Linked DNA regions of Homo sapiens: region 1 is linked to region 2. A link is an interaction called in ENCODE POLR2A ChIA-PET data of the cell type or tissue named here. Cell type or tissue: Panc1. All regions are shown on one strand. Each heading gives the region's core, and the rest is flanking DNA. Links, peaks and the distances in the headings are about the cores only.

The links. Peaks named below come from ENCODE experiments on the same cell type or tissue, not always from the same donor. Only the 100,000 strongest peaks of a DNase experiment are listed, where the experiment ranks them.
Region 1: POLR2A ChIA-PET joins it to region 2 with 15 read pairs; 2 of 35 experiments call an interaction of 5 or more read pairs at or near these places.

What each region holds. Positions count from the first base shown.
Region 1 is chr20:52,203,162-52,219,031 of GRCh38, reverse strand. LOC105372666 (a long non-coding RNA gene) reads right to left here and starts at 8,389. Exons shown (of 17, transcript XR_007067652.1): 1 at 8,292-8,389. RefSeq lists enhancers at 8,524-9,058, 9,243-9,873 and a silencer at 15,220-15,413. In Panc1, for the core only: no CTCF peak of the experiment used is centred there; no DNase peak of the experiment used is centred there; H3K27me3 peaks cover 278 bases.
Region 2 is chr20:52,487,125-52,502,994 of GRCh38, reverse strand. The region is part of intron 4 of LOC105372666 (a long non-coding RNA gene); the gene reads right to left. LOC124904931 (a long non-coding RNA gene) reads left to right here and starts at 2,404. Exons shown (of 2, transcript XR_007067654.1): 1 at 2,404-2,635; 2 at 14,733-14,936. In Panc1, for the core only: no CTCF peak of the experiment used is centred there; no DNase peak of the experiment used is centred there.

The sequences.
Region 1 (15,870 bases), core at 4,649-12,648, 290 kb after region 2:
CATTTTAAAACCAGATCAACTGGGCCGCCCTCCCAAGTTTTGTATATTTAATTTTTGGCCTCAGAGCTAAGGATGCACTCCTGCATCAAGTCTGACATTGTAGAGAAGGATAGAGTTGCCATTATGAGAGAGGGCTGGAGGCACAGCCCCTGGGCTTGAATTTTCATTCAAAGTTATTCAGACTCTCTAAAGTGCATATAACAATACCTAAAACTCACTGTGTCTTCACCTTGAGCCAGGCTCTCAGATAAACACTTCCATTATGTTATCTTTTTAATTGCCACTTTAAACTGGGAAGAGAGGTAGCATCATTTTCCCCATTTGACAGTGGTTTGGAGAAGTTGGGCAACTTGCCTAAAGTTCCCCAGCAAGTCAGTGACAAGTCATGAAGAAGAGGGATTGAACACACTCTGAACTTTGAAGTCCAACTTGCCAGTTCCATATTCAAAGAAATTATTTCAGAGTCTGTCACTTAATAAAACCTCAGGATAAAACTCTAATAATTATCAGCTTCCATTTGTGTAAACATTTAACACAGCTAGGTGAAACAATTCTGTGGGTTGTTTTAGCACAGTCAACTTTAAAGTATACTTATAACCCAGAAATTTGTCTTTAATATTCATGAAGAGCAAAAATAACCACATTTAAATTCACAGTCGTTTTTTAATGATATCAGCAAGATGGCAGATTAGGAAGCCCTAAACTTTATTCCCTACAAGGTACTGACTCAACAACAATGCACAGTCAACAATACCTTTATGAGAAATCTAGAAACCAATCCAGATGTCACAGTACCCCAGAGAAGCTCAAAGCCAAGAATGCCACACTGAAACAAGTAAGAACAGCCACTTCATGTCACCTGTGGTTACCCTTTCCCCAAGCTGGCACAGCTCCATACAACTGGGAGGAAAAGCCCAATTCTGACTTCTCCCTTGAGAGGAAAAAAAGAGTGGAACATAATCCAACATCCTGGCTTTTGGAGGGGATGCCACAGGGACTGGTTTCTGTCTCACCTGATTCAGAGTACTGATGGGGAATCAGCATACTTGGATTCTCTGAGTGCCACTGAAAACAAAGGAGGGCTCAATGGCTTTTTGTAGCAATAGAGAACCTGCAGTATCACAGGCAGACACCAGACTGAGCAAGACAAAGTATTGAAACAGAAACCCACAGACCTCTCTAACTGGTAAACTGCATTCACATGCCTAGAAAAGACACATCCCAGAAAAGTTTGTGAGGCAGCTGGGTTGATCGGTCAAGGTCTTTCACTACATGTGGCCAATTCATAAAGAGTGGGAGTGGTGGCTTTTTTTCAAGTGCACAAATCACAAAGAAAAATAACAAGGCACATGAAGAAACAAGGTAATGTGGTCTAATCATTGAAACAAAAGAAATATCCAGAAACCAACTCTAAAAAAAAAAAAAGCATTGATCTGTGAATGACTTGATAATTAATTCAAAATAATTGTCTTAAAAAGACTCAGTGCACAACACGAGAACTAGACAACTAAATGAAATCAAGAAAATGACACCTCAACAACATAAGAATATCCACAAGGACAGAAAAAGCATTTTTAAAAAGAACCAAACAATTCTGGAGCAGCATAATATAATAACTGAATCTGAAAATTCACTAGAGGGGTCAACGGCAGATTTGACCAAGCAGGAGAAAGAACCAGCAAACTCAAGAAGCTCATTTTAAATTATCAAGTCAGAAGAACAAAACAAAAAAGAATGAAGAAAAGTGAAGAAAGCCTAAGTAACTTATGAGACACCATTAGGTGGACCAATATTGGTATTGCAGGAGTCTCAGAAGGAGAATAGAAACAGAAAGGGGCATTCACAGAGCTTATCTGAAAAAATAATGGCTAAAACCTTCCAAATCTGAGGAAGGAAATGGGTATCCAAATTCCAGAAGCTCAGAAGATTCCAACTAGGATGAACCCAAAAGGCCTACTCTGAGATGTATCATGATGAAGACGTCAAAAGTTAGAGATAAGAAGAGACCCTCGAAAGAAGCAAGAGAAAAATAATTAGTCATGTACAAAGGAGCTTCTATAAGATTATCAATGGATTTCTCAGCAGAAACACTGTAGGCCAAGACAGAGTAGGGTAGTATTTCCAAAGTGCTGAAAGGAAAAAAACTGTCAATCAAGAATACTATATCCAGGGCCAGGAGCGGTGGTTCATGCCTGTAATCCCAGCACTTTGGGAGGCTGAGTTGGGCAGATCACTTGAGGTCAGGAGTTTGAGATCAGCCTGATGGTGAAACCCCATCTCTACCAAAAATACAAAAATTAGCCAGGTGTGGTGGCACACACCTGTAATCCCAGCTACTCAGGAAGCTGAGGTAGGAGAATCACTTGATCATGCAAGGCGGAGGCTGCCGTGAGCCAAGATCGTGCCAATGCACTCTAGCCTGAGCAAGAAAGCCAGACTCCATCTCAAAAAAAAAGAATACTGTATCCAGGTAAACTGTTATTCAAAGGTGAGGGAGAAATTAAGATATTCCCAGATAAATAAAAGCTGACAGAGTTCATCACCAGTAACCTACCTTGTAAGAATTGCTAAAGGGAGTTTTTCAAGCTGAAATGGAAGAATGGCTAGACAGCAACACAAAAGCACATGAAAATATAAAACTCACTGGTAAAGGTAAATATATAGACAATTACAGAATCATGTAATCCTGTAATGGTGGTATGTGAGTCAGTTTTAATTGTGGTATAGAATTTAGAAGATAAAACCATTAAAAAACTATAACTATAAAACTATGCTAATGGATACAAATTATAAAAAGATTTATTTGTGAAATTGAGAATATAAACTGAGGGGGACATAAAGTAGAGTTTGTATATGCAATTAAAGTTAAGGCTGGGAGCAGTGGCTCATGCCTGTAATCCCAGCACTTTGGGAGGCCAAGGTGGGTGGATCACTTGAGGTCAGGAGTTCAAGACCAGCCTGACCAACATGGTGAAACCCTGTCTTCACTAAAAATACAAAAATTAGCCAGCTGTGGTTGTGGGCGCCCATAGTCCCAGCTACTTGGGAGGCCGAGGCAGGAGAATGGCTTGAACCCAGGAGGCAGAGGTTGCAGCCAGCTGAGATTGCACCACTGCACTCCAGCCTGGGTGACAGAGCAAGATTCCATCTCGGAAAAAAAAAAAAAAAAAAAAAAAAAACACTATCACATGGGGGAAAAAAATTTAGTGGATCGACACAACACAAATTTATGATCTTACAGCCCTGGAGGTCAGAGGTCCAAAATCAGTCTCACTGGGCTGGTGTTAGCAGGGCTGGTTCATTCTAGAGGTGTTAGAACCAGTTCAGAGGAGAATCCAGGAACAGACACCTCCACAGATCAGGAATAGTGAAACGAATGTGCAAATAAGTATGTGTGTGTGTGTGTGTGTATTTCTGTTACTGTAACAAATTATCACAAATTTAATAGCTTAAAGCACTAAGTAGCTCGTTACCTTACAGTTCCAGAGGTCAGAAGTCCTAAAACCAAGGTGTTCACTGGGTGGCATTCCTTCTGGAGGCTCTGGGGGGAATCGTTCTGGAGGCTCTGGGGGAATCGGTTTCATTGGCTTTTCCAGGTTCTAGGGGCTGCCTGCACTCCTTGGTTCATGGCCCCCTTCCTCAGCAGTGCGGCATCCTCAAGTTTCTCTCTCCCCAGCCCCTCTGCTTCTGCCTTGTCCTCTTATCTCCTTCTTCAATTAGGACACTCCTGCCTCCCTTTTTTACTTATAAGGGCCTTTGTGATTACATTGGACCCATCTAGATGGTCCAGGACACTCTCCCCATTTCAAGAACCTCCTTTTTATCACATCTGCAAAGTTCCTTTTGCCCTGTAAGGTAACATATTCACAGGTTCCCAGAATTAGGAGGTGGACCTCTTGGCCAGAGGGGATTATTCCAACGAAGGGAGATGGGAAATAGGAAACCAATTCACCTCAACCACAGTGCCAGAGAGGAAGGTGTGTATATATCTCCACTAACTTATTTCCTTCCTTCCCTGACCTGCGGATCTCACCTCCTCCATAGAGCTCAGCTATGGGGCGGCGGGGGGAGGGGTTCAATTATACACTTTTCCAAGTTTAAAGCCTTTTAAGGCCAGGCGCAGTGGCTTATACCTGTAATCCCAACACTTTGGGGGGCTGAGGCGGATCACCTGAGGTCAGGAGTTCAAGACCAGCCTAGCCAACATGGTGAAACCCCGTCTCTACGAAAAATACAAAAGCTAACCGGGCATGGTGGTGCATGCCTGTAATCCCAGCTACTCAGGAGGCTGAGGCAGGGGAATCATTTGAACCCTGGAGGTGGAGGTTGCAGTGAGCTAAGATCATGCCACTGCACTCCAGCCTGGGCAACAGAGTGAGACTCAGCCTCATTAAAAAAAAAAAAGTCTTTTAAAATTGTAGTATCTTTAAATGTTTTTTATTTTATTTTTTAATTTAGAATACAGATAACATGATCTTTAGGTGTAAAGTTCATGCGGAGACAATCTGCCTAGAACAAAGCCCACAGAAAGGAAAGCAGAGCTGGGAAAAAGCTAGACGCTGAATGCATTGATGATCTGTTCCTTTTTACCCAATACCACTAAACATCAGAAACAGTCTTTTGTTAAGGTATAAACTCACTAGGTTAAAGGAAATGGGAGAAGCAGCAAAAGCAATGAAATGGTGAAATCTGGCATGGCAAGAAATGTATGTTTCAAAGGAAAACTACCCACTGACAGTAAGACACCCTCCACACAATCCCATTCTGATTTTATGGGAGCTTTTACAACTCTGTAAGCTGTAGATCTACTAGCAATGCAAAATAATTCTTGTCTGTAGACTTGCAAATGGATTCTGTCCAGTGAAAGGGATAGAATTCTCCGCCTATCTCCTGCTCCCACACCCATTCGTGGAAAAATCAGTTTGCCTTCTATGGTAGATAGAATAATGCTCCCACCCGCTGCACATCATATCCACAGAAACCGTGAGTATGTTACCTAACATGGCAAAAAGGACTTTGCAAATGTGAAGAAGTTAATGATCTTGAGATGGAGAAATCATCCTGGGTTATCTGGGTAGGTCCACTGTAGTCAGAGGGGTCTCTAGAAGGGAGAAGCTGGTGTGTCAGAGTCAGAGTTGATGTGACAATGGAAACAGTGGTCAGAGAGATTTGCAGACGCGATGCTGTTGGCTTTGAAGATGGAAGGGGCCACAAGCCAGGGAATGCAGGCGGCCTCCAGAAGCTGGAAAAGGCAAGGAAATGGATTCTTCTCTAGAGCCTCCAGAAGGAAGGCAGTCTTTGGTTTTAGGATTTTTTTTACCACCAGAACTGTAAGCTAATAAGCCATAGGAAAGGAAAATAAATCTCGATCTTAGCCAAAAGGCTGAGAAGCAATGGAAAATAAATCTTGGGACTCCAAAATCACTAAGACAAGGGAAAAGTCAAGCTGGGAATTATGTCAGGCAAACCTGCCTCCCATTTTATTCCTAAATAGGATAGTTACAAAGATAAAAAGCTATATACCTCCCTCACAATTTGCCCACAAGGAAATTCCTTGTGGACAAAGGACAGACAGAACTCAGTCATCCCTCTCAGGCTCACCAGAGACAAATGCATATATGATTGCTTCTTCTGCCTTATGTTTGTGTAAAAATGCAGATTTAATGAGCCAGACTAAATTGTGTATTTAGTGGAAGGCTGATCAAGGACTCAAAAGAATGCAACCTTTTGTCTCTTTTCTACTTATGACCTGGAAGCCCCCACCTCTAGCTGACCCACCTTACCAGACAGAACCAATGTAATCTTTCACATATTGATTGATGTTTCACATCTCGCTAAAATGTACAAAAGCAAGCTGTACCCCAACCCCCTTGGGTGCATGACGTCAGGACCTCCTGAAGCTGTGTCACAGGTGTGTCCTTAACCTTCAAAAAATAAACTTTCTAATTTGACTGAGACTTGTCTCAGATATTTGGGGTTCACAGCCACTTAGTATTTTAAGCCACTAAATTTGAAGCAATTTGTAACAGCAGCAGTAGGAAACTGATACTCCTCTGTTTGCAAATTCATTTCAAATTTCTGATCAGTGAATTTCAAATTTCTGATCTGCTCTTTGCGTTCTCCTTTGAGCTGGTTCTAACACCTCACCAGCTTCCTCATTCATGAGTTCAATAAAATCTTTCATGTGTGTTCATTTTTTTTCCTGAGAGTTACAATTTTACCTTTTTTTAAAAAACTAGCTTTTAACACTGGAAAGTAGATGAACAAGTGATAACTGGATTAGCAGACTCAGGAAAACTGAATCCCAAGCTGTCAGTGGGAAAAAGGCAAAAGAAAAACAAAAAAAAAAAAAGAAAAAGAGAAAGAACCCAAGTGTCCTGCAGGGCCTTGAAACATTCAGGAATGAGTAGCACCAGATATCTCTGCAGGTTGGAGGCATAAGTGGGGCAAAAAATAGAAAGAGTGTTTGAAAATCAAAGAAAGAGTTAGATCCCAGGTTTCCTCTCCCATGCCACGGGCATCTGACAGCCTCTGTCCTGTTCAGATGACTGCACTTTATTCTTTTGAGAGGATAAAAGAGAGAGTCTCTGGACAGGGAGCTTCAGGTACAGGGACTAAGCAGGGGGTACGGGGGGAAGCTTATATACGGATTGCTGAGACCTCTGCAACCTTCCTTCCCTAGCATGTCCCAAAAGCACTGGCAGGAGGGATTGTATCCTCTAGGCAGGAGAGTGATCCGGTCTGCTCTGAGAAATGCACCCAGTGCAGAAAAAGGAAAACGAAATACACTGATATTTTGGAGCAGGTAGGACACACCCCAGCCAGGTCACCCTGCACTGATACTTAAGCTTGACAAGCCACCCACCCCTACCCTGCGTTCTCAGAATTATCAATCAGCTCTTCAGCACCTCCTTCTAAAATAAGATCAGACTCCTAGCACTCTGGGAGGCCGAGGTGGGCAGACCACCTGAGGTCAGGAGTTCGAGACCAGCCTGGCCAACACAGTGAAACCCGTCTCTACTAAAAATGCAAACATTAGTCAGGCATGGTGGGTGCCTGTAATTCCATCTACTCGGGAGGCTGAGGCAGGAACCTCCCTGAAACCCGGGAGGCAGACGTTGCAGTGAGCTGAGATGGCACCACTGCACTCCAGCCTGGGCAACAGTGAGACTACATCTCAAAAAATAATAACTAAATAAATAAGATCAGACAGCCAAGGAGCACAAGACCTTCGAGCAAACCTGAGAGCCAAAGGCCAAAACAACCAAACAGAAAAAAGACAGGCCACATGGGTGAAACCAAAACTGGGAGAAGGAAAAAGGTTCCTCCCTCAAAACATTAACATCCTCAGAGAGGTAAGAGAAAATACCACACTCACGAAATAAGAATAAGATGCCAATTTGTTTTCATTCAAATGGTAGAAAAGGTTCTGAGAAATTAAAAATATGACAGCAGAAATGAAAAATTTAATAGAAAGCTTGAAAAATAAAGTTAAGGAAATATTCCAGAAAGTTGAGCAGAAAGACCAAGACATGCAAAACGGGGAGAAAAGATAAATTTAAAAATGACAGGACTAGTGCAAGAGTTCCTATTCCAAACACCAGGAGTTCCAGACAGAGAACAAAAAAACCAGAAGGGCAGAAAAAATGTTAATAAATTGTCCCAGAACCCGCAGAGAACAGGATTTATTAGATGGTAGGCGTGAGTATCACATGCAATATGTGGAAATAGATCCAACCAATAAATACTATCATCAAGTTTTAGATTACTAAGGAGCAAGGAAAGTAGCTATAAGCTGGTGAAAATAATGAAGTTTCCATTGAGAGATGTAACAATCAGAATAGCATCAGAGTTATATCACCAGCAACATGAGAAACTCAAGGACAACAGGGTAATACCTTCGAATTTCTTTTTTTTTTTTTTTTTTTTTTTTTGAGACCAAGTTTCACTCAGTTGTCCAGGCTGGAGTGCAACGGTGTAATCTCGGCTCACTGCCACCTCCTCCTCCCAGGCTCAAGCGATCCACTCACCTCAGCCTCCTGAGTAGCTGGGATTAAAGGTGCGCCCCACCACACCGGCTAATCTTTTAATTTTTTTGTAGAAACGGGTTTCACTATGTTGCCCAGGCTGGTCTTGAATTCCTGGGCACAAGAGATCCTCCCACCTCGGCCTCCCAAACTGCTGGGATTACAGGTACAAGCCACCGTGCCCGGCCCTACCTTCAAATTTCTAAGGGTCAATTACAGTCAGTTCTCATTACTTGTGAGTTCAATATATGCAAATTTGCTTACCTGAAAGATTCTCCCCCCGGCCTGAAAGCTTAAGGGAATGAATAACTCCTGCCTCCTCAGACCCAGTCGCCTGGCGCAAGACGACTTGCGCCAGCACTGTGCGTCATCAAGACAGCAGAAGCGGAAGAGAGCTGGCCGGAAGACACGTACCCGCCGAAGACCAAGAGAGAGGCCGTCTGGGTAAGCGTAGCAGTTACGTCAGACACGTCCTGTTAACAGGAGACTATAAAACCCCTGCCCCGTCCCCGTTTCGGGCTGACGCCATTTTAGGCCTCAGCCCGCCGGCGCTCGGGCGCTTATTAAAACAGCGTGTTGCTCCACACCGCCTTGTGTTGTCTGTTGGCGTGCGCTCGGGGTTCGAACCAATACAAGTGCCTTGCATTACCCACTAAAACTAGTTTGCAATCTCAAAATCAATGCTCCCGGTGCTTTCATGGACATGCACAGAGCAAGAAAAAATTTGACTTGCCCAATGCACACAGTCCCAGCTGAGGTTGAAGGAGGCAGCACTCTGCATTCTTGGACCACATCCCGTACTGCAAGCAAGGGTCCTCTTTACAGTCTATTTAATGCTGTGCTGCATCTTCTTTTGCATTTTCGTGCCTTTTGTTGGTGAGTTCACTGTTTGAAACACCCCCCAAGCTTAGAAAGGAAGTGTGGTCTAGTGTTCCTAAGTGCAAGAAGGCTGCAATGTGCCTCAGAGAATATCAGTGGGTTAGATGAGCTTCCTTCAGGCATGCATTACAGTGCTGTTGGCTGTGAGTTTAATGATAATGGATCACACTATACATTAAATAAGGTGTCTTTAGAAACACACATAAAATAAAGTTATGTATTGATTGGCTGATGCAGATGTTGTACCTGGGGTTCACAAGAACCTAACCTTATACTTCCCCTAGGAGCAATGGTTCAGTATTCACAAATTCAGTGTTCGTGATGACTTTATAGAATGTAAGAATCAACTGTACCTTTATAATGCATAATTCTTTGTTTTATTTTTAAACTTATACGCAATGACTTTTCAGTGTACAGTTCTACAATTTTTAACATATATAGATTTGTTTAACTGTTATAGGAGTTATTAAGAAATTATTTTAGGCAGATAGAGAGGAAAAGGGGTCTTTGGGAAGTTTTCGTTTCTTTTAAAGCAGCTCCAAAAACGTTTCTGATAGCAGGAAAGCCCCATCTCTTAGAGCCAGGTTGGCAACCTTTGATATGCAAATGCAGGCCATTAGAAACCGGGTCCGCCCAAACATGGCAATTCCCACAGTTATCCTCTTGCCCTTGCCCTACATGTGCCTGGCAACTTGGCCACCCCCACATATCCCAACATGTATAGAACATCATGACGACCTTCATTTGCATATTAAAAGACTAGGGTGGGAGGGCCAGTTTTTTCGTGGGCCACATAATGACATGCCTGGTCAAACCAATCCCCTGAGCCCTATGCAAATCAGACTCCATCTCCTCCAGCCTCCTCCTATAACTGGCTGGTATCTGCCACACTTGGGATCTCCTCTCTTGGCTTTGGAGCCCCCCTCCCTCTGTCTCTGTACAGGGGAGCTTCCTCCTTCTTTCTTCTCCCTTTTTTCTTGCCTGTTAAACTCTCCGTTCCTTAAAACCACTTCACGTGTGTCTGTGTCGTTTTATCCAATTCGCGTGAGACAAGAGCCCTGGTGTTCCTGCACTCATCAGAGCCGTATCATAACCACCACCAAGATCAGAATACAGAACATTTCCATCACCCCAAAAAACTCCTGTGGTCCATTTGTAGTGAGACCCTCCCTTCACCCTTAAACCCTGACAACTACTGATCTCTTCTCCATCACCATTGTTTTGTCTTTTAGAGAACCTCATATAAATGGAATCACACAGTATGTAACCTTTTGAAACTGGCTCTTCTTATCAATGTAATGTCTTCGAGATTCATCCAAGTTTTTACATGTATCAATAGTTTGCTTCTTTTCACCACTGAGTAATATTCTAACTAGCAAAGAATTTTAAAAGCAAATTATCAATAAAGTATGAAAATATACGTGTTAAATCTTAAAATGTACCTCACTTGTACATTGTCACAGAAGTCTAATACACCAAAAAAAAGGTAAAAAACTGAAAAAGTGAACACATAAAGTCTATAAAACCAGAGGATCTCTCATTAGGAAGAAATGTAAGAAATTCCAGGATAACCATGAAGAAAATATCCTAAGACAACCACTGCTCAGCTGCCCCAATCCAGATTGAAGAATCCTCTTCAGAAAGACCAAATTGATAGAGATTGTAATGTGTTTGAGTACATTGAGAGGAAATTTACACAACCAGTGGTGAATAATTCAGATGATTTAGTGCATAGAAAAGTAACCAAACAAACAGAAAATAATTTTTTTTAACTCTAATGAAAACAAAAAGTTGTGCAGAAAAGGAAAAGTAATCAGAATGTACTATGGCTCAGCTGTGACTACTATTTACATAATGTAAACATTGAATATTTGTCTAAACATAATTACACCATAATTCCTTTGAGGCCTGGGAAATAGGGATGAGAAGATCTTTTTCATAACAAGCCTGGTAGAGTATTTAACTCTTTAAACTATGTGCCTTTATAATGTAGATAAAAGTTGAAACTAGGCTGGGCGCAGTGGCTCACGCCTGTAATCCCAGCACTTTGGGAGGCCGAGGTGGGTGGATCACTCGAGGTCAGGAGTTCGAGACCAGCCTGGCCAACATGGTGAAACCCCGTCCCTATTAAAAATACAAAAATTAGCCAGCTGCGGCGGTGGGCGCTTGTAATCCCAGCTACTCGGGAGGCTAAGACAGGAAAATGGCTTGAACCCAGGAGACAGAGGTTGCAGTGAACCAAGATCGCAACACTGGACTCCAGCCTGGGTGACAGAGCAAGACTATCTCAAAAAGAAAAAAGTTTTAATTTCACATGATGAAGCAAAAACAATTTTTTTTTTTCTAAATCATGGCTAAGAAAGAGAGAGAGCCATCCCTGATGATGTATTCCCAGAAGCCATCTCTGAAGCTAAAGTCATGTTCCCTCCTTTGTTTAAAGCCAGTTCAAATTTGGGTTTTTTCCATTAGCAACCAGATGCATCCTGACAAATACAATAGGTATGGACCTTCCATGCCAAAAAGCAGTACCAGTCTTCAATTAGGTCCTCCACTGAACAGTGCTGACAGTGCTTGATGCATGCAATGTGGTCAAAAGGTGTTCCACCAGCCAGACATCTGCCTTAGTGGCCAGTTGCAAGGCTTGCTGCTGTGTACAGTGCCTAAGGGGCAATGGAACTGCTGGGGGGATTTGTGTTCCAAATGCCAAGGAACATGAGGTCCAAGCTAACACGGCATTGGTTGGAGGTCTGGCCAGAACTCCCGCTGAGTTCATTACCAGGTAGTTGTTCTGATTTATGTCTTTATATAACCTAGTTACTTCTGTACTTTCTCATCTGTGCCCTTTTAGTGAATCCAAGCTAGCAGCAGGGAATTGATCTAACCAGGCTTGTGTGTTCTGCCAGTGGGCACTTTACACTATTGTGAAATAGCTAGTATTCCATCTATAAAAATTTCACTGGACTCGCAAGCCATCTGCATTATCACAAGAAATCCCAAATACCAACATTTGTCAAAGAAAGAAAAGAAGATGCTTGCTTGTAAAGCCTTTAAATAAAATGTTAGCATTGGGAGTTTCTGAAAATATGTTTCAAAAATTAGTTTTGGCGAGGTGCAAAGACTCATGCCTGTAATCCCAGCACTTTGAGAGGCCAGGATGAGAGGATCACTTCAGTCCAGAAGTTTGAGTCCAGCCTGGGCAAGATACTACCTCTATTAAAAAAAAAAAATTAAAAATTAGCCAGGCATGGTGGCATACATCTGTAATCCCAGCTACTTAGAAGGCCAAGGTGGGAGGATTGCTTGAGCCCAAGGATTCAAAGCTACAGTAAGCAATGGTGGCACTACTGTACTCTAGCCTGGGTAACACATCAAGAACCTGTCTCGGCCGGGCATGGTGGCTCACACCTGTAATCCTTACACTTTGGGAGGCTGAGACAGGTGGATGATCTGAGGTCAGGAGTTCGAGACCAGCCTGGCCAACATGATGAAACCCCATCTCTACTAAAAATACAAAAAATTAGCCAGATGTGGTGGTGGGTGCCTGTAATCCCAGCTACTCGGGAGGCTGAGGCAGGAGAATTGCTTGAACCCAGGAAGTGGAGGTTGCAGTGAGCCAAGATTGCACCACTGTACTCCAGCCTGGGCAACAAGAGTGAAACTCCATCTCAAAAAAAAAAAAAAAAAAAAAGAACCTGTCTCAAAAAAATAAAAAAAATAAAAAGTTTTATATTTTTATGTAGCTTCTTTGTACTAATAAAGCTTTTCGTAGATAATGCCCATCAAATATGTGGCCAGGTCATCATTAAAAAGGCCTGAACAGAAATTGCATGTAGTTGCTTTAAGCATAAAATCTGACACAGGAAAGTTCTATCCATGAAAGCAAATTCAAGTTTCTCATGTAAAATTAAAAAAAAAAATGTTTTTGTAAAAATGCATTACTTCTTTCTAAAACTTCCTATTTTATTTTTTGTATTTTTTATATTTTAAGAAAACAACATACAGAAGTATGATTAATTTCTGTGAACAATGTCCATATCAAAGTCCCAAATTTTCTGCCATTTACCCCAGTGTGCTATACAATTGTTATCATTTTAATTATGTGTCCCAGTGGGAATAAGTTTGGGGAGAACTGTCTTAAATTCTAAGGCCATTTATTACAATATTTAATGAAAAATCAGAAGGTAGGTGGTCCTAGAGTGAATTCAGTGGCTCAGCACTGTCAGCAAGAACCCAGTTTCTTTTCATCCTTCTACTCCACCGACCTCAGCGTCCCAGCTTCCTCCCAAGTCCTGCGGAGGATGTCTACCACATGGCTGCTGCCGCCTTGGAAACCAGGTCTACCATGGCAATGACCAGACCAGAAAGGATGGAGGTGGGGAGGAGGGCAGGCAAGGGCTTTCTTCTCACATGCCTCTTTCTTTCCAGGAAGGAAAATCATTCTCAAAAGCCATCAGGAGATTTCCTCTATGTCTTATTGAGCAGAACTTGGCCCACTGGGAGCCCAATCACTGGCCAAAGGAAATGAGATTGTCATGTATAGTTTACACTGAGGCTGGGCACAGCCCCAGCCAAAAACTAGTCCTGACCAATGTAACCAGTCTAAGAGCTCCAATAAACCCAGTCCTCTCCAGCTACTGGAAGGACTGATGGCATATGCATCTTGAGGCATACCCAAGAAAAGTTTCAGGTAAGATGCTTGCTGCCAAAGGTGTCTTAACTGAAACAGACCAACAGATCAACCAATACAATACACTGTGGTAAGTACAGACCAACAAATCAACCAATACGATACACTGTGGTGAGTGCTGGAATGTAGCCACACTTAGGGATCTAGGGAGGGGATCCCAAATCAGTCTAGGCGATCCTCAAAGAGGTTCCATATAAGGCAGTTCTTCAGCTCAAATGGAAGCAGTAGACATGATCCCAGGAAATCAAATGGGAAACAGAATTTCAGATGAGAAATAGCACAAACTACATGGTACAGAAGCTGGGAGGAGCTTCAAAATAATTCAGTACAATAGGAGATAATGGCTATGTCTGGGTGACATGATCACATTTGTGACCCCTGTGATGGGAGATTGTGATTAATATTATGTGAAATAGTGGGAAACTATTTCCCCCAAAGGAAATCATAGAACAAAAATCCTGTTATCAGAAGTAGGAAGGGGATGCCAGACTGACGAAATAAAAAAAAACAAAAAAAAAGTCCACGAGAGGCTGGATGTGGTGGCTCACACCTGTAATCCCAGCACTTTGGGAGGCCAAGGCAGATGGATCACTTGAGCTCAGGAGTTCAAGACCAGCCTGGCCAACATGGTAAAACCCAGTCTGTACTAAAAATACAAAAATTAGCTAGGCATGGTAGCGGATGCCTGTAATTCCAGCTACCTGGGAGGCTGAAGCATGAGAATCACTTGAACTCAGGAGGCAGAGGTTGCAGTGAGCCAAAATCACAACACTGCACTCCAGCCTGGGCAACAGAGCAAGACTCTGTCTAAAAAAAAGAAAGGAGAGAGAGAGAGAGAGAGAGAGAGAGAGAGAGAGAGAGAGAGAGAGAAAAGTCCACTAGAGTCAGCTAAATAACAATTCTCTGAATTAAAACCTAGCTCCACCGATCTCTATATGTGCAAAAGTAGAAAACCCTTTCTGTGGCAGAGACAATTATCTATCAAAATTTGCCACACCTTTAGCGTAGTTTTGTAGCTGAGAAGCTGCTTCCCATCCAGAGGCTACATTTCCCAGCCCTGCCCACCTGCTTCCATGATGGACCATGTGACTGGATTCTGCCAATGGCACTTAAGCAGGAAATAGATGTGTGGCAGACAAAGCCTGTAGGAAGTGAGTGGCCTTCTCCAAGCCAAGCCCCAAGGGATGACAGAGCCATAAGACAGAAGGGGTCCGGGCCTTTGATGGAGAACCTCCTACTGACGGTAACATCTCTCTCAGACTGTTGAGAATGAGAAATACGTTTCTATGATTTTGAGCCTTTCTACTTCGGGGACTATTGATTTTTAGTAGCCAGTGTGGCCCTTACTAAAATCCTTCTTAGGACATCTTAATGAAAATCAAACACAATTGTATCAAATACTTATCTGAAAGTATTTGATATCTGATACTATTTGTATCAGATACGTTGTATCAGAAAGTATCAGATAAGGCCAGGGGCAGTGGCTCATGCCTGTAATTCCAACGCTTTGGAAGGCCGAGGTGGGCGGATCAGGAGGTCAGGAGATCAAGACCAGCCTGGCCAACATGGTGAAACCCCATCTCTACTAAAAATACAAAAATTAACCGGGCATGGTGGCGGGCGCCTATAATCCCAGCTACTCGGGAGGCTGAGGCAGGAGAATGGCTTGAACCCATGAGGCGGAGGTTGCAGCGAGCCGAGATCGCACCATTGCACTCCAGCCTGGGCAACAAGAGCAAAAAACTCCATCTCAAAAAAAGAAAGTATCAGATACTTTCTGAATAGGCTAAGCGTTTGCATGAATAATGAGCATTTAAAACTAATCATCATTTCAAGATTTTTTCCAACCCTAAACCCTAAAAGAATCCAATGTTTTCATTGGAGCGTGCTGGGTGAAGGGTATATGAGAAAACTAAACTATATTTGCAACTTCTTGTGAGTCTTAAAACTATTTCAAAATGAAAAGATATTTTTTAAAAGTACTCAAACATTTTTAAACAAAATTTTAAAAATTTCTATCAATAGCTTTGGACTCCTGTAAGAAGGAAAGGGCCTCTGTTTCCCCTCTGTAAAATGAGAATTAGATTAGTGGTTTTCAAACCACAGTATCAGGAGGTGTTTCAACAGTTCAGCAAAGGTCTGATTTGAATTTCATCTTTAACCTGTAATTAAAACCATTTGAAAGGTCCGGGCCTTTGAAGGAGAACCTCCTACTGACGGTAACACCTAGCTCAGACTGTTGAGAATGAGAAATACGTTTCTGTGACTTTGAGCCTT
Region 2 (15,870 bases), core at 2,981-10,980:
TCCCTCAAGTTCTTCTTTTGGGATTAATCCAAAAAAATCTAAAATATAAAAATATATTTAAAAGATGTCTATCTACAAAGGCACCATATTAAACTAGGCATAAGAAGGTTACTCCAGTTGTGTTCAGCTTCTGCTTTATTAAGTTTAGTTCTAATCCCTCTGCAGATGGGATTTGCAAGACTTATCTTTCTAAATGGCAAACGTTATGCAAGCAACAGCAAGACCCTACCCCAGCACAGTTCTCCACTCCAGGCTCTGATATAAGCAACACACTGGGTTAGAGGAAAACATATTTAAAAAAAAAAAAAAATCAAACAAAACCCAGGTTTTCTGGCTACTAAGTGTCTGGGGATCCCTGGCCTCTTTAACTGGACTCAGCAGCCAAGAAAAAGCTTGTCTGGGAGGTGATCTGCTGACCAAGAGTTCCGACTGCATTGTTTCTGGACCATTCTCCATCCCTGCCCCCTCCCTTTCCTATGCTTAGGAATAATAATAATAGTCAATACCTCCTGGGAACAGATCACTATTCTAAGCACTTTACGTATATTCACGTACGTAACCATTACGACAACCTCAGGAAGTAGTCAGTTATTATTATCCTTATGCTATATTTGCAAAAACCAAGAAACACCAGAAATTGGGACAACTTACTTCTTTCAAGTACAGTTTGGTTGGCCACTTGTGTCACAGGTAGTCATTCAAAACAAACAAACAAAAAACCCTTATATTTCAAAAAGCAGGCTTTGGGCAGGCAAATTGGAGATGTTTCCTAAATATTCCCCCATCCACCCACTCACCCACAAAAACTCACTGCAACCCCAATTCAGAGTCACTTAACCAAACACAACCCCAAACAAAGCTTTCGAAGAGCTTCTGCCAACCCCATGGAGATATCTTTGGATATTCAAGCAAAGAAAAGGAGAGAAAGGTAGAATATGCGAGAAAAAGGAAATGCTTTGTCGAACCAGCTAAAGCAGTCGCTCCACAAACTGCTTATCAGGTGGTTTTCTTTTTAATCAAGAAAATCTTCGGAGATGTCAGCCTAACAATAAAATATATCTGCTTTCATTGGTAGGCTATTCCCATCTTCCTTTAACACCGAGTAACACCCTCACTTTCTCGCTTTTCATTGTTTTTTTAACAGATTCTGAATTTTTTAACAGATTCTGAAATAAGTCAGTCTAAGATGAGTGTTATCATACCACCCTGGATAACATTCTATAAGCTGAGCCTGCATTTGTTCTGCATCTTGAGGAATAGAGGTATACCCTGGAGGAATGCACTGGATGCTATGGTTAATTAAGTAATTTACTCAATCAAGTTTAACAGTGGTTTTAACTTTAATGAGATCATTACATTTTAATATGGAAATAACAGCCGTGTATCCTTAACAATCCCCACAGTCCGCGAACCCACCTCCCTCTTCCGCCCACTTTGCACCAGGGCTGATGTTGATTTGTGAACCTGAGCACCTAAGGGTAACATCCAGAACTTGTAATACACATGTCTAGGGCCCATTATGGATACACACATGTGAACCGCTGTTCTGGCTTTTGGTGTCCCCTGCTATATACTCGAAACCCACGCAGGGCTTGTCGCTCATGGTAAGAGCCAAAGTCTTAATAATGGCAGAGTACTTTCTAGATAAAGGGAAATAGAAACTTTCGACACTGAAAATTGGTGTAAGGAAGGCACAAAGAGAGAAACAAAAGAAAATAGCCACATGGGCAAAGTGGCTTTCAACTGTCCTAGGGAGACGTACCCTTAGGCTACCAGCCTCAACTTGGGTTGCATTTAATTGGGATCCCGCAAAGGCCAGCAAATCATTAATGTAATGGCCTTCCAAGCTCTTATTGAGAACTTTTATTATCCCAGATACAGTACTTTGGAGATTAACTAGGAAAAGTTTTACAAGACGGTGAAGGTAATGAATCATGAATTCTGTAAGGGTAAACCCAACACTCTGAAACCAAGTACAGCTGTCTTATATTTGCTCTGTGTGCATTTTGCTACCCATAATTTTGTCATCAATTTTCATCTTTTGTTTAAACATATTTGTCTTTTGGACAAGATAGGTCATATTTCATAGGTTTGATGAATTTTCTCCTTGGTCCAGTTTTACAGAATTTGCACTTAATTAATTGCCCAACCTTTAATTCGACAGACTGTTTTTAATGGCTATGTAGTTTCAAAAGCATATACACAGTGGAATTTCGAAAAAGTAATTGTTTTTGTGTCACTTCCAAAGAAAGTCGCAATTATTAAAATGTGTAAATAATTTGTCAAATGCGCAATGGGCAATAATTAGGAAGATATCAAATAAACCTTTAATGGATATTTTTAATTTGTTGTTCAGCAGGAATATTTAAATAATGCAACAAAATATGTCATTTTTCTCCTCAGGACTATAGAAGCCAAATTCCAATGTGAAAATGCACCTTTCAATTGCACAGACTAGGTCATAATGGAGGTGACAGTCATAAAAGATTTTCTAGCTCTCAGCAGAGCTGTAAACCGGGACCCCTCATCCAGGCAGACAGCACAGAATCTGAAAATCTGCCTATCAAAAGCATCATTCAAGCCACAAGGCTCTTCTGTTCCTGGTAAAAGGCAGGCAGGAAAAGAGGAGACAAAGGTCAGTTGTTGTCATTTCTTTATAAATGTGACGGTGCTGGCAGTTTGCAAGGGATTGCCATGTTTCCCTGGCAACTTTGTGTGTGTGCAGATGCGTTTAGTACATTTTTTTCCCCTTGTTATTTTCAGACCGTCTTTTTGTACTGTGGACTATTTCAAATGTATTCTCCCAGTTACATGGGCCTTTTTATTAAGAGGATTAAGAGGCTGACATTTTTTGGAAGGGAGGTCAGCTGAGTTTAGGGTGGTAAAAATCAGAGTTCAGTCTTCAGTCAGATTACACATCAAAAGCAGGTGGGGAAGAGCTGGGGTAGAGAAAACATATTAGACCAAAGGAAAATTGAACGTACTCAGTTTTTAGAAATTGGAACCTGAGATACCATGAATTCCTGAGACCGTACCTTGTCATCTCTTTTAAAGAAATGTTAAGCAAATTTTCCGAGCAGACTCCACCTGCCCTCTTAGATTTGGTGATTGTCTGAGAACCTGGAGTTAGTATTTAATTTGGGTTCATCTGTTCCTCCTTCTTGTTTATTGGCAGCAGGGAAGGGACACTTGGAAATAGCTCTTGCCAAGCTCTGCTCCTCATTAGTTCATCCATAGCATTTAATGGGCCCCTATGAATTACCAGGCATTGTGCCGGACACAGGGTGGGGTCAGTGAACACTTTCTGTAAGGGGCACAGTACTAAATATTTTAGCTTTTTGGGACCATATCATGTTGGGAAACTACTCAACTATCTATGTATGTTGTGCAAAAACAGCCATAGACAATGCATAACCACATAACTCTGGTGGTGTTCCAATAAAGTTTGCCTATGAGCACTGAAAATTGAATTTTGTAATTTTCATGTGTCATGAAATATTGCTTGTTTTCAACCATTTAAAAATGTAGACTGGGTGCAGTGGCTCACCCTTATTATCCCAGCACTTTGGGAAGTCAAGGCAGAAGGATTGCTTGAGGCCAGAAATTTGAGACCAGCCTGGGCAACATAACAAGACCCCACTTCTACAAAAAAAAAAAGAAAAATTAGCCAAGCATGATGGTGCATGCCTGTTGTCCCAGCTACTTCGAAGGCTGAGGCAGGAGCATTGCTTCAGCCTGGGAAGTTGAGACTGCAGTAAGCCGTCATCACACCACTGCACTCCAGCCTGGGCAATAGGGCAAGAACTTGTCTCAGAAATAAATTTAAAAATAAAATAAATAAAAAATAAAAATGTGAAGAGCAGTCTTAGCTTGCAGATACAGCCCATGGGCCATGGTTTGCTGACCCTGGGTATAGATGCACAGGTTGTCCTCTCAAGGGTCTGACACTGTGGAGGGGATGGACAGTAAGGATGTAAAAGAACACATAAACAAGAAGGAAATAAAATGAAGCAACAAGCTAAGGAATGACTGAGGATGGCGGCCGCTGTAGATAGAGTTGTCAGGAGGAATCTCTCTGGGACCTGAATGACAAAGGGAAGCAGCGTGTTGTTCACCTGGGCATCTCTGAGTGGACTGCTAATTCTAGAAGTTGGCTACACTTTCACTAATTATTAATTCCTCAATGTACACTGCAAACGCCAGAAAACAGCAATGGATTCACTCAACGCTGTTATCAAAATTGTAGATGATAAGCATATGCCAGTAAGAATCATCATACCTATTAATATTGACAGATTTCCAGGTGCCGTGTGGAACATCTAACCCCCAGCAACTAGGAGATAGGAGTTTTAAATATGCAGCACAGTTTTTCAAAGCAGTTTTTAATTTTCTTTAAATTGGAAGTAGTACCATGACCTGAAGTCATTTTTACTCTCGTTTCAATATTCCGTCTAAATAATGGTGCACTGTCAAATTACAACCTTGAATTGACAGGGCCTCTTTTATTTACATCCTATTGAACTGCAGTAACTTTTTCACAGCTGCCAAAGTATTTTTTTCAAGCAAAACAAAAGTATTTCCATGAAAGTTCTCTTGGGGAAAACACAGAAGCAGAAAGAGACTCACTGCTTAATTTGTCTTTTTATTTTATCTTATTTTATTTTATTTTATTTTAGACAGGGTCTCACTCTGTTGCCCAGGCTGGAGTGCCGTGGCACAATCACAGCTCACTGCAGCCTCAACCTCCCTGGGCTCAGGTGATCCTTCCAAGTCAGTCTCCCGAGTAGCTGGGACTACAGACATGTACCACCATGCCTGGATAATTCTTCTATTTTTTTGTAGAGATGGGGTTTCTGCATGTTGCCCAGGTTGGTCTCAAACTTCTGGGTTCAAGTGATTCTTCTGCCTCGGCCTCCCAAAGTGTTGGGATTACAGGCATGAGCCACCGCGCCTGACCCTAATTTGTCTTTTAATGGGAACACCATTCCTGCTCTTCTCAAGCATTGCTGGCTAATATCAACCTCAATGCCAAAGGATTGCATAGCACTTTTTTTTTCTCAAATAGTTTTAGAGTGGGGCTTCCCATAGTTCCAAAACAGGAAGCTGATTCAGAATTGCTACTAGGAGGTACTATAAAGTTGAATTCAAGATTTCTAACTTGGAATAATCTCTAATAGTGTTAGGGGTTAAAGGGTTACTTTATTGGTTAGTTGGTTGCTTTTAAATTAGCAACTACTGATATTTCTGTCAAAAGGCTTTGCTTCTCTTACATAGGACTTATTTCTACCCGTGTCTTTTCCAAAATCAACCTCACACGTGTGAACACACACACACACACACACACACACACACACCTCTGCATCCTCCAGATTCTCTTAAGGATCAATCTCTGTGAGCTCTTTCGAGATCCCACTGCAAATTTTCCTCCTTTTCAAAGTATTTCCACTATTTTTAGAGGAAACTACAGGAATTCTAAGGAAGACCTGCATCCTCAACTTGGCGCCTCAGTAACAGTATGACTTGAAGCCATTGTTTCATATCTCTGCCTGTAAAATGGGCTGGTAAACACTGGCCCCACCAAATCACATAGCTCTTGTTAAAATCAATGACATGACATATGCAAAGATGATGAGAGAACAGAAAATGCTTCTAGATATTATCATTATTATCACCTACTGTGATATCACCAACACCTGGGTCTTCAGTCTAAACGAGACCATGTTAGTTTGTGCTTGTTGACATGTTGCCTGTAACCAAGTTCAAATTTGCCTATAAACTCCCTGGGAATAAGATTGGGCTCATCATTTTTTTCATATATTTTGTGCAGTGTTGTGCTCACAGGAGATCCCAAAATGTGTTCCTTCACTGGGAGGCTAATAATCGCCAAAGACCTTTCTCAGTGGCAAACACTGTGATGTCTACACAGAATGCTTGCCGTCACTAAAACAGGGCGGCCTTCCCCAGACTTCTGCTTCGAGACAGAGTTCCACTGAGTGCATTCCTCAGAACTCAAGACCCAGAGATATTTTCCAAAAATAAGCGTCTTGTGGTCACACAGTTAGAGAGTATGCCTTATTGTACCCTTCTTAGAAAGTTATCAGGTCTGCCACCACACCCGGCCTGTCATCCCAGCACTTTGAGAGGCTGTGGGTGGATCACAAGGTCAGGAGATCGAGACCATCCTGGCTAACATGGTGAAACCCCGTCTCTACTAAAAATATAAAAAATCAGCTGGGTGTGGTGGCGGGTGCCTGTAGTCCCAGCTACTCGGGAGGCTGAGGCAGGAGAATGGCATGAACCAGGGAGGCGGAGGTTGCAGTGAGTCGAGATTGCGCCACCGCACTCCAGCCTGGGTGACAGAGTGAGACTCCATCTCAAAAAAAAAAAAAAGAAAGAAAGAAAGTTATCAGGTCTGGTGGTATGTTAAAGAGTCACAGAATTTCTGCTAAGAGGTAGGCACCTTTTATTTACTCTGAAGGGTCACTAACCTACTTGAAGAGAGATGCTTTCTCTCCATTAGCACCCATTTGAATCCCTGCTAAACAGATGTCCCTTCGCAGTCACTTTGGGAAATGTCCCAGAAGAGTGTTGCAAGTACAAGTCATAAAAATCAGCTTCGTGGGCTAAAGCAGGGATTAGCAAGCTGCAGTCCATCGAGCAAATCTGGCTACTGCATGGTGTTGTGTGGCCTGCAAGCTGAGAATGGTTTTTCCACTTTCCAATGGTTTAATAATAACAAAAGAAGAATTATATTTTGTGACACAAGAAAATTATATGAAATTTAAACCTCAGTGTCTGTAAGTCAAGTCCTTCTGAAACACAGCCATGCCCATTGTTTTGTGTTTTGTCTGTGGCTACAACAGCAGAGTAGAGTAGCTGCAACAAGAACTCCATGGCCCTCAAAGCTGAAAATATCTACTATGGCTCTTTATAGAAAAAGTTTGCTCACCCTGGTTAAAGCATCACTTTTTTTTTTTCTAAGTGACAGAGTCTTGGTCTCTTGCCCAGGGCTCAAGTGATCCTCCTGCCTCAGCCTCCCATGTAGCTGGGACCACAGGCACGCACCACCTTGCCCAGCTATTTTTTTTTTCTAGAGACAGGGGTCTCACTTTGTTGTCCAGGCTGGTCTCGAACTCCTGGGCTCAAGTGATCCACCTCAGCCGCCCAGAATGCTGGAATTACAGGCATGAGCCACCTTGCCTGACCTAAAGCATCACTTTTAACAAATGAAATAGAAAAGGATAGAAAATGCCAAAGTGTATCACACATGTGGGAAGGATAATTGATGTTTCATGGAGCACTGGCTTCAGCAAAATGTCTATATATTATGCATGCACGTGCACCCTGGGTCACAATATAAAATGTATTCCTTACTGTGAATCACAGTCCAATTTTTTTAATGTTTCTAAAATCATATTAGAACCTGCCTATGACTTATGTTTATAAGCCAACAAGGTCTACCTAGGTAGCTAGAATGGCAAGCAAGAGAGAAAGAACAGAAAAAGAACTGATCGATGAATCCAGGTACTCTACCTGCCATGTCCACATAAAGCATTTCACTGAAGGTTCTTTTCAAATGAGGAAGAGATGAAAATGGTCCAAAAAGTAGTATCAGTGATGTACAGAATATGCATCCTTATCAAAGACTACTCTGAACCAATGTAAAACATTACTGTTCATTTAACCACAAAGAGGGCTCCATTCCTAAAATAACTTTCCATCCACCCATCCAACATATGGTCATCAAGTCTGGAAAGACCTGAAGTGAGGAGATGTAGGTGGCCTGGGGGAAACTAGCCCAGTAATAATTATAACAACTCAATCATAATGATTATAATAACTAAAATAATATGTATTCAATACCTATTAGTAGGGATTGTACTAAGCACATTTATTTCATTGAGTCCTGAAAACAACCCTATGATGGGGGGATTATCATTATCCCTATTTTCCAGTTAAAAGACTGGAGGCATAAAGAGGCTAAATTACTTGCCCAAGGTCACCCAAGGAGTAAGAAGACAAGCTGGGATTTGAACTTAGACAGCAGATCTCCAAACCTACCCTTTTAACTATTTCATGACATTTTCTGGGCATTCATATATCTCATCAATTCATGTCTGCTGGAAAAAAAGAAAAACACTGAACCCGTTAAGTGATAAAGCCATAGAAAATAGGTTTCATTATGGAAATTGTCCTATGGAGAGAATGCTACAACCAAAGTAATAAACAACACCCAATAATACATGTACAACTTGATGTGGCTGGAAATGTAACTACACCAGTATTGAATTATCCCCAAATTTGAATTATAGAGGCGTAACTCAAATTACCCCCCTTGCCTGGTACCTAGCCCGAAAGACATATTTTTTTAATAAACATTTTGTGCTGCCTTGCCTCCTCATGCTGCACGCTGCCGTGTAAAAGCCACAGCCTTCCTAACGTGATTCATCAGAAAAATCAAGGGGGAAAAGAGTCGTGATCTGATATACTGAGCACTCTTAAATTACACAGCAGCCACTTCCCATATAGTGCAGGAGAAGACAGAAATGCGATGACTAAGTACGTCTCAGCCTGTCACGTCCGTGAACCAGGGAGTGGGGTAGTTCACTGAATCATGTTCTGGTAGCTCTGCATATCCATCGAGACACGAGGTAGCCAAGCCGGCTTGCCCGAGATGAAAGTCTGAGTAATTCAGAGGAGGCTGTAATTCTTTATAAAAAATACACTAAGTAGTTTTGTTGACTCCTACATGACATTTCCAAGGTGGCTGGGAAACCAGACCATTTGTTACACAGAATCTAGATCAATACAGTGTGTGGAAGAAGATGAGCAATGTTAAAAAAAAAATTTATTTAATTGAACAGGGGCTGAATAATTCCACACCTTACACATCTCCAATTTTATGTTTTAAATTTGAGATTGAGAAGGATACAGCAATACAGCAATACAGCAATACGGCAAAACACCAGAATCCTATTTCTCTTCTTAGATATGATTTTAAAAAGAGAACGCTTTTGTCTCATTTGAAAAACCAAAATATACTAAGAAAACAGTTGATTGCTTTTATCCTTTTCTTAAATTTTTTTTTAAAGTGACTGTCCTCACCGTCACTCTGACAGGAGTCTGAAAAATTAACACATCACTAAGACCATGTGAGATTTAACTTTTGATACACAACAAAGCGGGTTACTGCTGTGCTGGCTATTCTTAACCCACCTTGTGAGTGTACTTTTTTTATTGCTTTATACAGCATATCTGATTCCCTCTAAAGCACCAACTAAAAAATCTATCCAGCTGTCATTTGCTGCCTGGTAACATCTATCATCACTCAGCCTGGCAAGTCTAGTCTATGAGGCAGAGGGGAGAGGAGACAGGAGGCAGAGTCAAGGACTGTCACGTGGGATGGGAAAAAAAACTTGTCACAATTATTTATGACTCCTGCTCAGGCACATAATAGGATACATAAGCCTCTGTTTCGGTTTCAAGCACCTTCGCAAGGCTGCTCCCTTGTCGAAGCTGGGCGCAGGCAGCTCTACTTTACACACACAATTTCCTGAACAATGCCGGGCACTTGTGAAGTGACAGTGACAAATTTGGGAGTTGGTGGCTGTAGCTCTATGGGCTGTTAGGAGCAGGCGGGTGTCAGTAATCAGGAGAACTACCACGTGAAGCCCCAATGCCTCCACTCCCCAATTCCTTTCTCATGAAAGACTTCCTTCCTCTCCTTGCTTTCAACTGCCAGGACGCCTGTTTGGGGAATAGGAAATGGTGCATTCCAGCTTGTATTTTATTAGTCTAAGCCATATTTATCCTACTCAAGGAGGAGGAGGCTTCTGTGCTCATTTGTTTCTTCCCCTACCCGTCCCCAAACACACAGAGCAAGAAAACAGTTCCAAGCTTTCATCTGTAAGCATCCTCTGCGTTCACGCCCACTAAATATCCATGTTGCTGAACAATTGGTTCAATTAATTGTCTGCCTCTGGATGTATTCGCAAAAGCAAGTGCTGGATTAGAGGGTAATTTTTATCCAGTTCTGGAATCTCAGTCCTGCCACGAAGCCCTTGGCTTCAGTAGCCTCATAAGGGTCTAACTTTTGGCTCTTTGGAGAAACCTAAAGGAAACTCCATCAACATTCTCTATACCCGACAGACCATGGCAAACAGAAAGGCTGAGCCTGCAACGTTTAAGATAATTAAACACAAGATGAAGGTCCGGCCCAATAAGTGACTCTTGCACACGTTGTGACTCTAGCATGGCCCAACATTAACCGAGGTGCCCACAGAGTCCTCAGGCACCCTGGCATTACCTGCTCAGACTCTGCTGAAGAGAAATGGCAAAGACCTTAATTAAAGATAAGAGGAGCACGATGGCCTGTACATACTCTGGAAGCCAAATCAGAAATTAATGTAAGGAAGAAGAAAATCTGTGAATAAAAGCACCCAGAAACATCAGTATTATTCCAATTATCTGTTTAGAATTTAGTAAGCTGAAAAATCAGCCACCTTCATTTAGAAATATCACAGGAGGCCATAAGAAAATGTCCTTGTTTCACTGAATTAGTCCCAACCTATCATACATAGTGCATGAGAATGAAAATTTGATGATGTAATTACTACCAAATAATACCATATTGTGGGTGGAATTCTGCATACTACTGTCTTAAGACTAGAAGGGTATCTGTGTGAATTCAAGAAATGAAGCCCATAGGGATCATCCAGGAATCACGATCTGCCCAGGAATCATTTCTCTTGTGTCACATCCTCTCCTCTCTGCTGTCATCGCTCCTTCCCTATCTCCATCTTCTGGGGAATTGCAAAGTTGAATTCCACGGGCAGCCTTGTGCCTGCCTGTGTCTTGTCTACAAAGTGACCTGCTTTCACATGTTGAATTTAAATGTCTTTAGGGTGAATATGGATTCTCTAGATCACTAAAGACTTCATCATTGTCTCTTCTTTTTTTTAACTGTTATACTCTGCCTTTTCTTTTTCTAATTTTTATTTATTTATATATTTATTTACTTATTTATTATACCTTAAGTTCTGGGATACATGTGCAGAACATGCAGGTTTGTTACATAGGTATACACACATGCCATGGTGGTTTGCTGCACCCATCAACGTGTCATCCACATTAAGTATTTCTCCTAATGCTATCCCTACCCCAGCCCCCCACCCGCCGACAGGCCCCAGTGTGTGATGTTCCCCTCCCTGTGTCCATGTGTTCTCATTGTTCAACCCCCACTTATGAGTGAGAACATGTGGTGTTTGGTTTTCTGTATCTGTGTTAGTTTGCTGAGAATGATGGTTTCCAGCTTCATCCATGTCCCTGCAAAGGACATGAACTCATCCTTTTTATGGCTGCATAGTATTCCATGTTGTATATGTGCCACATTTCTTTATCCAGTCTATCATTGATGGGCATTTGGGTTGGTTCCAAGTCTTTGCTATTGTGAACAGTTCTGCAATAAACATACATGTGCATGTGTCTTTATAGTAGAATGATTTATAATCCTTTGGGTATATGCCCAGTAGTGGGATTGCTGGGTCAAATGGTATTTCTGGTTCTAGATCCTTGAGGAATCACCACACTGTCTTCCACAATGGTTGAACTAATTTACACTCCCACCAACAATATAAAAGCATTCCTATTTCTCCACATCCTTCCCAACATCTGTTGTTTCCTGACTTTTTAATTGTTTCCTGACTTTTTAATTTCCATTCTAACTGGCATGAGATGGTGTTTCACTGTGGTTTGCATCAATATTCTCTTTCTTATATTCAGCCCTCCCCCAAATGTATGTTACCCATTTAGCCTCTGAAGACAATTCATTTTGCAACAACTCTTACCTTTCTTTTCCTTTTTGATTATCTTCCTATGGCCCTTTCATGTATAGTATGAGGAAGTAGCCTTTGTCCACCACGTTCACGTGCACACACACACGCGCTTCACATTTCCAAACAGAAGAGGGACCACCTCTCCCGTACCTGCGCCAAAGTACTGTAACCTGAGCACCACCCGACCTCTGATGCCTCCAGGTTTCTCTATGCAAGAAGAATGACTTGCCTATCTGAGAAGCTGGTGATAGACCGGATGTCTATCACTTCTAGCACTCCCAGACATAGAGTCACTGACTTGGAATTCCTAACAAGCTTCCTGCTGGATGGTTCACATGACCAGCTCAACTTACAGTGCGATAAATACTATTATGTTGCAAACCACTCAGAATCATCCAGCTTCCACCCCGTGACTTTTAGAAACTCACTTATTCAACAGATATTTACTGTTGGGCCAGGGGTGGTAATAGAGTGGCAAGCAAGAACAACATAGTTTCTGCTCTCATGAAGTTTTCTGTAGGATGACACTTAAGTCACAGTAATGAAGTGTGCATCACAAAGCAAATACAAGGTGTGACAGTAAAAGCATCTGACACAGGAACCCGACTCAGTCTAGGTGATTTAATAAGTGACAGCTCAGCATGGTCCTTGAGAATAAGTGGGGGTTCTTCAGGTTGATGACTTGAGTGAGTTGCATAGCTTCACTGCTGTGAAGATTAAATGAGCTAATGTTGGTGGAAAGCACTATGAAAACTACTAAAGGGTTAGTTGGTAATGTGGCAAAATAGAGAAAGGTGACTGTCCACCCTCAATGTCACTAGACATACATACAGTTCAAGAGCTTTGGACTCAGATAAAGATGGGTTCAAATCCTGACCCTGACACTCACTCTCAACAGAGGTTAGGCCAGCTGGGCGGGGTGGCTCATGCCTGTAATCCTAGCACTTTGGGAGGCCGAGGCGAGTGGATCACCTGAGGTCAGGAGATCAAGACCAGCCTGGCCAACATGGTGAAACCCCGTCTCTACTAAAAATATTAAAAAAAAAAAAAAAACTTAGCCAGGCGTGGTGGTGGGAGCCTGTAATCCCAGCTACTCAGGAGGCTGAGGCAGGAGAATTGCTTGAACCCAGGAGACGGAGGTTGCAGTGAGCCAACACGGTGTCACTGCACTCCAGCCTCGGTGACAGAGCGAGACTCCGTCTCAAGAAGAAAAAGAAAACAGGGATTAGGCCATTACTTGTTTTCAGTCTCAGTGTCTTCACCTTTAAAAAGCAAGGTAATAATACCTGACTAATCAAATTATGCATATAAAACTCCCTGGTCCTACTGTCCCTGTCATATATGTAGAAGTGGTCAGTGAATTTAAGTTTGCTTTTTATTGTTACATCTGGAACCCCCAAAAAATGGCAAAAGAGGGATAAAAATATAATTAAGAATCATTACCTGGGAACCACCCAGACTTACAATGTATGGTGGATAATGAATGCCTCGTATTGCAGCAGCCAACTATGGCTCAGTAAACACTTCCATAACCATGGGCTTCTGGGTCTGCAAAAACCTGGTTAAGCAAGAAGGGTAGGTGCCTCTATCTTCATCTAATAAATGTGAAACCATGAACCAAAAAGCAAGTGGCCTATTCAAGAGTTTCCAAATGCTAGAGAGATGTGGAATTTGGGTATTCTGAATCCTAATGCTTTGCTTTTCAATCGCAACATACTCAACTCTCCAAGGTAATGATGGCCCCAGGGTCTGCCAACCCCCTTTGGGAAGGAATTGGATTACCTTATTCAGAGCCTGGGTCAGCAAATTCTGGCCCAAGGACCAAATCCAGCCCTCTTCTTCTCATTATAATTAAAGTTTTATTGGCACACAGTCACGCCCATTTAATATATTATCTGTGCCTGCTTTTGCACTGCAACACCAAAGTTGAGTAGTCATGACAGAGACCTTATGGGCAGCAAAGCTGAAAATATTTATTATCTGGCCCTTTACAGAGAAGTTTGCCAAGCCTGATCTATACCATTAGTAATATAATAACTCCAACACATGTTGCCAAACTCAGGGTGCAATAGGATGCTCAAGCTGAACCACCAATGCCAGAGCTAGTAAGAACAGATTTGTGCCTAAGGCAAGGTGTTCTGATAGTTTTCAGCACTGCTATTATTTAAAAGAGTTTTATAATTGTTTTTTATATTATTAAGAAATCCTTCTTAATTTCTTAAGAATTAAGATATTAAGAAATTATCCTTAATATAGAGCTACATTGTTTTAAAGTCTTACTCTATAAAGATATATATTGAATAACTTACAGTGAAATCATACACTGTCTGGGATTTTTTTTTGAGATGGAGTTTCACTCTTGTCACCCAGGCTGGAGTACAATGGTGTGATCTTGGCTCACGGCAACCTCTGCCTCCTCCCGGGTTCAAGCGATTCTCCTGCCTCAGCCTCCCAAGTAGCTGAGATTACAGGCACCCGCCACCACGCCCAGCTAATTTTTGTACTTTTAGTGGAGACGGGGTTCACCATGTTGGCCACGCTGGTCTCGAACTCCTGACCTCAGGCAATCCGCCCACCTCGGTCTCCCAAAGTGCTTGGGATTACAGGCGTGAGCCACTGCACCCAGCCTGTCTGGGATATTCTTTAAAATATACCAGGAAAAACAAGATGGGGAGTGGGCGGATTAGTGAGTCAAAGATGAAATAAAAGTGGCAACATGTTGAGGCTAGATGATGAGGTACAAGGGGAATTGTTATACTTTTCTTTTTACTTTAGTATGTGTTTGATAATTTCCATAATAAAAAGTTATACTTAAATAGGTTATTTTTAAAGTATTTTGTCAACTCTTTTTTAAAAATCTCATCTGACTGTAACAATGCATATTTTGTATTGTTGCAGAAAAACGTTTATGATCTGAAGATATGGCCCAAATCACCAACCACGCAATTTGTTTTCTGAGGAAAGGAAAGACCTGGTGCAACTTTATACAAAGAGCCCATCATTCATCCTTGATCAGGGATATTTTCTCCTCCCAGCCACTAATCTGCTCTCTGCTCTTACATTTGTACATTTTTAGAACGATATTAAACATCTGAAGAGTCATTCAGGGAGCTAAAGTTCACTGTGGTTTGAAGTCTTATAACTACAAAATAATGTTGTTCTAACTGATCTTTCACATCAATGCAGACAAAAGCACTTTGGTATATATGTTTAAGGCTTAACCCTATCAAAGTCAGGAGGTTCTGATTAGAGTATATTAGGCTTGACACGCTCAAATGGAATTAAATCAAAGATGGAGTTGCAGTTTCTATGTTTTAAGTATCATAACCTATACTTGTATATAATAATATTATAAAATAATGTTATTTTAATTTTGTTGATTAATAGAAAGAATATTGTCTTATGATTGGAATTTTCCTCCTCTTTGTCAGCATGGAAAACCTTACAATAATAAATACTAGTCTGAGGAAGCTGAATGAGGTTGAAGTCTTCAAATCATTATCATTTTCATCATCATCATTCTGGTCAGCTTCACCATCTTCATCATTTTCATCATCTTTATCACCATCATTTATTATTATTATCTTCATTATCATTTTCGTCATCAGTATCAATATTCTCCTTCATTGTCATCATCTCCTCTATCATATATAGATTTAGTAATTTTCCAGTTAGACACAATGTCATCTGTTGCTCACAACAGCTCCATGAGGTAGAAAAATTGAAGTTGCCTCATATGTGAATTCAACCATGTGAACAGGGCAAAAAAATTTAAAAAGAGCAAGAAATGAATATAGTGACTTAATGGTATATCTAATGCAGTTATGTGCCACTTAATGATGGGGATATATTCTAAGAAATGCATCGTTAGGTGATGGCATTGTGTGGACATTATAGGATGACTTACACAAACCTGGATGGCATAGCCTACTACACACCTTAACTATATGGTATAGCCTATGGCTTTCTAGACTACAGACCTATATAGCATGTCACTATACTCAATACCTTAGGCACTATAACACAATGGTAAGTA